2 separate regions of the Mus musculus genome follow, and region 1 is linked to region 2. Evidence: chromatin loops called from intact Hi-C (ENCODE). Cell type or tissue: left cerebral cortex. All regions are shown on one strand.

Evidence for each region. A loop is a pair of places that touch in the nucleus more often than their neighbours do. Peaks named below come from ENCODE experiments on the same cell type or tissue, not always from the same donor. Only the 100,000 strongest peaks of a DNase experiment are listed, where the experiment ranks them.
Region 1: a loop joins it to region 2, with 2.4 times the contacts of the local background. A loop is called at or near these places in 1 of 42 quality-filtered maps.

The regions. Positions count from the first base shown.
Region 1 is chr1:56,949,847-56,953,846 of GRCm38, forward strand. The region is part of intron 2 of Satb2 (special AT-rich sequence binding protein 2); the gene reads right to left. Among named protein-coding and RNA genes, the nearest start is that of Satb2, 19 kb to the right of the region's middle. In left cerebral cortex, no CTCF peak of the experiment used is centred here; a DNase peak (open chromatin) is centred at 2,055; H3K4me3 peaks cover 432 bases; H3K27ac peaks cover 3,716 bases.
Region 2 is chr1:56,898,395-56,902,394 of GRCm38, forward strand. Satb2 (special AT-rich sequence binding protein 2) reads right to left here. Exons shown (of 11, transcript NM_139146.2): 4 at 597-723. Among named protein-coding and RNA genes, the nearest start is that of Gm51624, 15 kb to the left of the region's middle. In left cerebral cortex, a CTCF peak has its summit at 201 (motif pointing left); DNase peaks (open chromatin) are centred at 458, 1,984, 2,610 and 3,830; H3K27ac peaks cover 3,735 bases.

The sequences.
Region 1 (4,000 bases), 51 kb after region 2:
TAGTGTAGTGCTTTATAGTGCTGTTTTCCTTGGTTACCATCTGTGAAGTATTTATTATTTATTTGTTTATGGGAGGTTATTCCCAAATATATTTAAGATACATAACGAAGAGTACAAATCAGATGTCTCTCACATTATCTTTTCATCATTCATTTTGTATAGCACTTATTGATTGCACCTACTATGTGTCAGGTATCACCCATCACTCCATAGATACAGGTAAGAACAAGTCTGCTATGGCTTCTGCCCGCACTGTAGCTGGAAGCATTGTAAAACCTTCCTAAGCAAGCATAATGGCATTTTATACAACCCATCCAGGAGAGCCCTTCCCGGCAGGGAATAGCCCCATTTAGACCTTTTAACTCTTACATACTGGTATATAATCTTTGTTAAAGGAAGCAGGCTCGTTGCTACCTCTAGTGATTTAAGCATATGCTCACACACAGCCACGTAGCCAGCAGTGCCATAAGCTGCCTCATCGCTAATACCTGTGTCTACAGAGGTTTCAGTGCTGAAAATCCATGTGCAGTTCCTAATGTCAACACGTACATGTCACACATCTGGGGACCACAGATAAGGCCTTTAAATGAATCTAGCTACTCTATAAACTAGCATTCACCCATGACTAAGTAAGTCTGGGACTGGTCCTATTAATTTCAAAGTAACAGCACAACTAGTTAAATACAAAATACAACATAAAATCTCAGGTGTCTATAACATGTAAGAAACTGATGTTTTATAACTCTCAGTTTGGGAAAAATATTTCTTAAACATTTTAGTTTGTGATTGGAGGGAACAACTGCTGGCTAGCACAACAGCAGTAATTCCTTCTAGTCAAAAGCAACCACCAATCCCCTTACCTGGGTCACCTACCTAAAAAATAAGATGGCTCAGTGGATGAGTGCTTGTTGTAAGAACAAAGACCACAGTTCAGATACCCAGCACAATGCAAAGCCATGCACAGTGACTCATGTGTTCTGTGACTGCAGCAGTGAGGGCCAAGAGACAGGAGGATCCTGGACTACTAGCCAGCCAGCTTAGCCAAAATGACAAGCTCCTGGTTCGATGGGATACTCCGCCTCAAAAAGTAAGGTGGGAAATGACAGAGGAAACACCCGATATCAACTTCAAATCTCTATTAGCATGCACACGAACAAGTGCACGCACACTCAAGCACACACACACACAGTGGATACACACAGGCTCACAGGCATACACACACAGGATCACAGATATGGTAATAGGTTGTATTCCATTGTTGGAAAAATTAATCATTTTACTAGTACTTGATTGATTCAACAATTATGGCTTTATAATGCAATTCTGTTTTTACCAAAAAAAAAAAAAAGGAAAAAAAAAAGAAAAGAAAAAAAAGAAAAACTGATGCAATTACTAATGAAAATGGTGAAATAAGTGAAAAATAGCAAACTGGTATAATTGACGTGAAAATTAAGGCATAGGACTCAAAAGCCTTTGAAAACAGGTCTACCCCAGGGAAGCCTACACAGGGCAAGAAGAAATGTGCACCTCCCAAGGAAGTGACTCCTCCCCAGTCTCACTGCTGTCCTCTGGCAAAGGAAGAATAGAGAAGAGGACAGGGAGGGAATTTACAAAATGCTTCAAAAATAAATGTAACAGTGGCAAGAATAAAGTAGCTTCAATAAAGAAGCAGCAGCAGAGAGCCAAACACAGTTACAAGTTCTAAAGGAGACGAGAGAATAAAGGAAGCCTCGGGCTCCAGCCCCGTATTTGAGCTTACGGCATTATTTTTCTTTTATTGTGGCACAGACCCATTTCCAGATGATCAAGTGGAGAACTTTGGACCTTTTGATCATAAGCCTTGTTAAGCCTTTTACAATTGCTGGAGGTAGGCAGGTAGTTTAATCTGAAGACAGGCACTTGGGCCCCAGCCATTTACTAAAAATCATGACTAGTTCAGGCAAGCAGGACATATGCTGTCCTCTGTCACTGCAGACAGGAAACGGGGCTCTCTCCCCTAGAGAAGCGTGCTTCCCTGCTGTCATCTGTTAGAAGGCTGGAACAGCCATGTTCATTGTCATAGTTCTGAAGAAGGGCATGCATCCTAAAGAGCCATGGCTCCAGCCTCTGTACTGCCACCTCGGCCATGTGAACAGACCGGTGGGAAGATAGTTAGATGTTCTGAAAAGCCCTGGGGTGGCAGGCAGTCGGCCCTGGAGTCAAACAATCCTGCTTCGGTCACTCTGCCTGAGTCACTGACTGTTCATAATGTATGTAGAGTTCTCTAAGACTCAAATTCTCCCAGCTAACATGCAAATGATGTGTGTGTGTGTGTGTGTGTGTGTGTGTGAGTGTGTGTGTGTGTGTGTGGTGTGCATGTGCACGTGCAATACATCTAGGTCAGCCAGCTCTCAGACAATGTTATCTAGCCTTCTTTTTTAAATATGAGTATCAATGCCATTTTACAGATGGAAAAAAGACAATCATTTCTTCAATACTTTTCAGTAAGCAATGTTCAGGACACTAAGAAAGTATTTCTTCAAATAAAAATAACACTAATAGTGACTGAATAAACTATCACCAAATAACCTAATGAAACTAGAAATCACTGTATGGTTTATCATACAAACAAGAATAACCAATAGCATTCAACATGCTCTATAGCAAAAAGCATGGCCTTGAAGTGTCTCCTCTTCAACTGAGACCCGTGTTAAGTATAAAAGACACTCGATTTTAATGACTTACTACCAAAAAAAAAAAAAGCAACAAAAGTAAATGTATTATAAACATTTGTTAGAAAATGAATTGCATGTAGAAATAATATTTGAACAAACTGAATTAAATGCATTGTTAAAATTGTTACTTGGTTTTTTTTAGCTTGTTTTAAGTGTGGCTGTTAGACATCACACATGTGCCTTATATTTTCTGTGAGATAATATGCCCCTACAAGCAATCTGCCAAATTACAAACACACACAATGGCTTTTTGCACACAGAAAAAACTCACTAAAAAATGATACTAAGACATGGAAGTACGTGATCGTCCTGAGCACTTCACCCCACCCCTCATACGTGAGGATCTCTCCTTTGGATTCTAGATCTTAGGTAACTTAAGAACAAAAGCTATTCTGTTTATCTCAGATAGTAAAAGGTGTTTGCCTCTCTTCTACACCTAGCAAACCTTAGGCAGCTACTTGATTGCTAACAGTGGGAGTCCTACGTCTTTTCTAAGCTCTCCCACTTCCTTTTCCTGGTCCTGAGCTACAAGGAATGCTCCCATGGGCAAAAGGAGAGGAACTAGAATATTCTCCAGCTCTCTGAGTGCTTTAACCTCAGCCCGGAGAGATGGAAGATTGGCCTGAAGCACAGGATCATCACAGCTGGAGGTTGCCACCTCAGCTGGGTGGAATCGCCCCACCCACCGAGTCACCTGTACTTTTTCCTCATATTTACCACCTGAGAAGGTCCTCATTGACCTCAGCTAATAAATGAAGCGTCTGAAAGGACCAGAAAATGATGCAGCTGAGGCAGAGCAACAACTCGGCCCATCTAAACCCCACATTCTCCTCTGAGAATATATCCCAGACTCCACCCACAGGGACCCAACAACTTGCCCTATTAGCTAGCAACCCTTTCCACTCGCTGTACCTCCAAGAGGGCGGTGCTACTGAATCAGTGAATTTTTTGAGGACCCCCATTTGTGGGGGCAGTGCGAGGCTTGGAATGACTTCAGAAATGATCTGCTCTTCAGGCACTACAGACAAAATGAGAAAAGACTCTGAAGGGCCAGACTCCACCCTTGTCCTGGCCCCCTTTGTCCTCTTTTGAGTCCACCTTCATTCTTGGAACAGCAACCTGAAGGGCAGTAGCTATTTGAGGTCATAGCAGGCCTGCCTTTGTCCTCCCTGTGGCTCCTAAAACCCACCCATTTCAGGAATGAAGGCAGCCACAGGACCACTCCTCAGTTTATCTCGCACTATCTGTCACCTAAGATTCCAGAAGAACTGAAGATACAAAGGCTG
Region 2 (4,000 bases):
AAGAATTGCTAGCAAAGGGTGGGTTTGGTCAGTCCCTATTAAAGTAAAAATTCTCCAAAAGGAGATCATTGTTTAAAATCCTTACATTGAAGGACAACATTGCTTAAGACACAACTTGCAGACAGTTTACGATAAGAAGGCTACAGCAAATCCCTAGACATTGGGAGGTCCCCCTAGAGGCCATAGGCTTTCACTGACTGACCACCACAAAAAGAAAGACATCTCTAAACAAAACCGTCCCCTCAGCAGACAAACCAGAAGACAGCAGAGGGACCCAATGCTTCAGATGCTATGCCTTAAGCTCCTGAGAAAGCCAAGAGAAGACTCAGAGAGCCTTCGCCTGCCCTGGAGATTTTTAATGATTTATCAGGCAGCCCCTGAGTGAGCAGTTCACTGCCTCTGCAAACAGCGTAAAGCAGTTGGAATGTGGACTATAAAGATGCCTGGTGCCGCATCCCCAGCTCCACACCTCTCTCCCCCTCTCTTCCTTTTACCCACTGTCTAGAAATGAACGGAGCCAAGCTGATATCCACAGTGAATGGATGGTCCATGCAGCCCCTGAGAGAAAGCGGAGACAGCCTTTCAGAAATCCCCACCTTTGTAATTGGATCTTCAGCGTCACAACGTGATAGACATCTTGCAGCATGTCGGCCACAGTCGCATCAGGGGCGTCTGTCACATAACTGAGGGGGAGGGGGTTCCACCTCCCTAGCTTGATTATTCCTGCGCAGGGAAGAAAAGCACAGTAAACATGTATCTGCTATTTATTAAACCCTTCCAGTTGTTCAATGTCAAGAAGGTCATTCAATAGTCAACACTGAGCGCCCACTCTGAGCATTTACAACCCAGTGCAATGAGCTATTGCTTTCTGGCTGACAACTGGGTTAGTGAACTACACAAGAGAGATAAGGAATGAAAGGGATGGGATTTAATCATGGACAATTGGTTCTTTTATGTTTTCCTGTGTCTTAAATTACTTAGAAAACCATACTGATATTTCCTTTCCCCAAAGTCTTGTTTCATAGTCTAACTTAAAACTGATGCTAAATATACAGGGCCACTGATTTCCCAGACCACGACCCCCTCAAATAAGCAAGCTTCATATAAATATAAGACTTGATTTTGAATTGGATTGAAAAATTTTTAAAAAAGACTGCTGTGTGGGCTACACAGTCATATTGTGAATAGGGTACGATTCCTAGGGCACAGTACTTGGAGCCCCTGGAGCAGAGTTCCCTAGCTTTCTGGTTGCAGGTGTCACCTAAGGTGCTTTCAGCTGCCTCTCTGTTTATATTCCTGGGTTCTTTTCCTGGTGTCTGTGGTAAGCCTGGATGTGCTAGCTTAGGCTGCAAAGAATAGCAACTTTGGACGGACGTGAGCTCTACTTCAGGAAGATTCATGGGATACTCAGGCAGTTTGTGGTGAAAGCTAACTTATTCATTCCTTCTATGGGCCCCTCTGGTCCAGAGCGCAGGGTATGCAGAAATTTGATGAAGAAAAATAACAGAACTCATTTCACAAATGACACTGGGTAACAAAACTTTTATTACATGCTATGAAAAATCTGATGGTCCCCATGGGATGTCAGAAAATGTCACATATAAAAATGCTATGTTTTAGAAATAAAAGAAAAATAGCATTTTTATTTTTCCTTTTGACAATACAGGTGAGTCTAAGTACACTGTTCTCTCGGAATACATATATTTTTATCACTGATGAGAGAGAACACCTGTATACCCAAAGGTTCACAAAATGACTCCATAGCTGTGGGGCAAAATTCAGAGGGTTGTGCTGAACTCTCTGATGAGGGCATGTCCTGTCCCAAGTGAGATAAATGAACACGTACTGCCTGACATAATGCTTGAAAACAGGGAAGAAACAGAACAAAAATATTAAAATGATGCACTGTTTCAGTATTAAGACTTAACAATCTGCTGCCGAATATGCTACAGTATAAATAGTGCCTGGCCCCGGCTCCAGCTAAGCAGTGCGGCTCCCATTCAGGGTACCGTATGTCTCCAGTTCTGGCTCCTTAAGTCATCGTTCCCCTGCCAAGAAAAGCTGGGTTGGTTTTTCTTTTTTTTTTTTTTTTTTTTTTTTTTTGGTTTTTTTGTGAGGGATAGTTTCCCTAACATTCCCTCTCACGACAATGAAAAGTGCACAGGATGCGGCTCAGCTCAGAGTAGATGCGAAATGAGCATGCAGGACCCCTGGACAACCACCCTGGAGCAGGCTGAGCTGCTTCCTTCCCTCCTTTTATCTTTTCTGACATTTGCCACATGAAAAGGACACTGCAGAATATGTCCAACCTACTACCTTTCTAAGAAAATCATTGTGCAGCTTCCACTTCCTTTAGAAAAGCTATTGTCGTGATCACCCACAAGTTCAACACAGCTGGCTGTATCCTCCTGGCACAGGTTTTCTACCTTCTGATAAGAGACTAGGAGAAGTGGATGGCAGCGGCTGTGCTCTCTGATTGGCACAGAGGAGAACCCAGGAGTCATTTTGGATGCCCTGACCATGAAGGGAATCAGAAGACTAGGAAGCCTGAAAACTTTCAGGGCCAGTCCTCTGGGACATTCTTCCTGCCGTGAGTCTCTGTACTTTACCCCCTTTTATTTTTTAAGGCACATTATACAGTGTGGGCAGACACAACCAAATATAGTTGTGTGGTTTCATTTATATCAAATCCAAGAACAGCAAGATGGGAACCTATGGGAACAGAATTGAGACAAGCAGGCCAGAGAATTCACTGGGAAGGGCTTGCTTGCTCAGACTAGTGGCTGCACTAGTATAAAATTTGTCAAAACTCATCAAACCAACCTCCTAATATAAATATGTTTATCATATATAAATTACACATGTTGAGCATGGTGGCAAATGCCCATAATTTCAGTAAGTTCACAGACATCCTAGGCCATACAGTGAATCTAAGGCCAGCCTAAGCGATATGGTATGGGGGGTGGGGGGTGGGGGCTCAGTCAGGAGAGTGCCCGCCTTGCAGGCCTTACCACTCACAAAGGCTGGGCATGGTGGTGTGTGTCTATAACACTAGTGCCAGGGCACTGTGACAGGCAGAGGCCTCAGCGTGTGGCCCTTCATCTTAGCTGATCAGTGAGCTCCAGACTCAGTGAGAGATGCTGTCTCAGAAAACAAGGTGAGAGCCATGAAGGGAGACACTCAATGTCTAATGTGCACACATGCACACATACACACATGCACTCTTAACACTTGCACCTCTCTCTCTCTCTCTCTCTCTCTCTCTCTCTCTCTCACACACACACACACACACACACACACACACACGTGTTCACCCAATAAGTAAAAAATAAACCATAATTAAAGAGAGAGGTGTGTTGGAAGTATTAGATTGAAGACAGCTATCTCCATTTAGGTAAATTCACCACCTCAATGAGCCAGGAAGAGACTTGTTTAGGCTGTAACTAGACACGCAGGTGCCTCACAGCATTGAATACCTCCACCCAGAGCATCTGCCCCAAGCTGGTCTCTACAGCTTCAAGGAAACAGAGGGTACATGCTATTCTCTCTGGCCAGGGAGAAAGTACCTGCTTTTCCTTCTCTCTACTATCGAGAGGTCACAGTGTACACTCAACTGTCTACCTCCAGGGCAGAATGGCTAGAGGGGCTCTCTTCAATGTGCCGTCCCTTCAAGCAGGGCTGTCTGCCTAGTGCATTAATCCACTTTGGAAACAGTCTCCTTCCCTGATTACTTAGAATAGCAGTCAAATGTTAATTAAAGAAATCAAACTGGGAAGCCTGGTACCACAGTAAGTCTGAATGAGTGTGGGCTTCCAAAAGAACTGCCACAGATCATTCCTGGCTCCCCCATCTTCTGATCATGTGACTCTAGCAAGTTACTTAGTGTCTCTGTTCCTCAATCCGCTCGTCCATGAAATGGAATTAAAAACACAGAATTCGATTCAAGGAAACTGAGTATTTTACACGTAAAGCCCTTTGTACAAAGCTTTGTCCTAAAGAT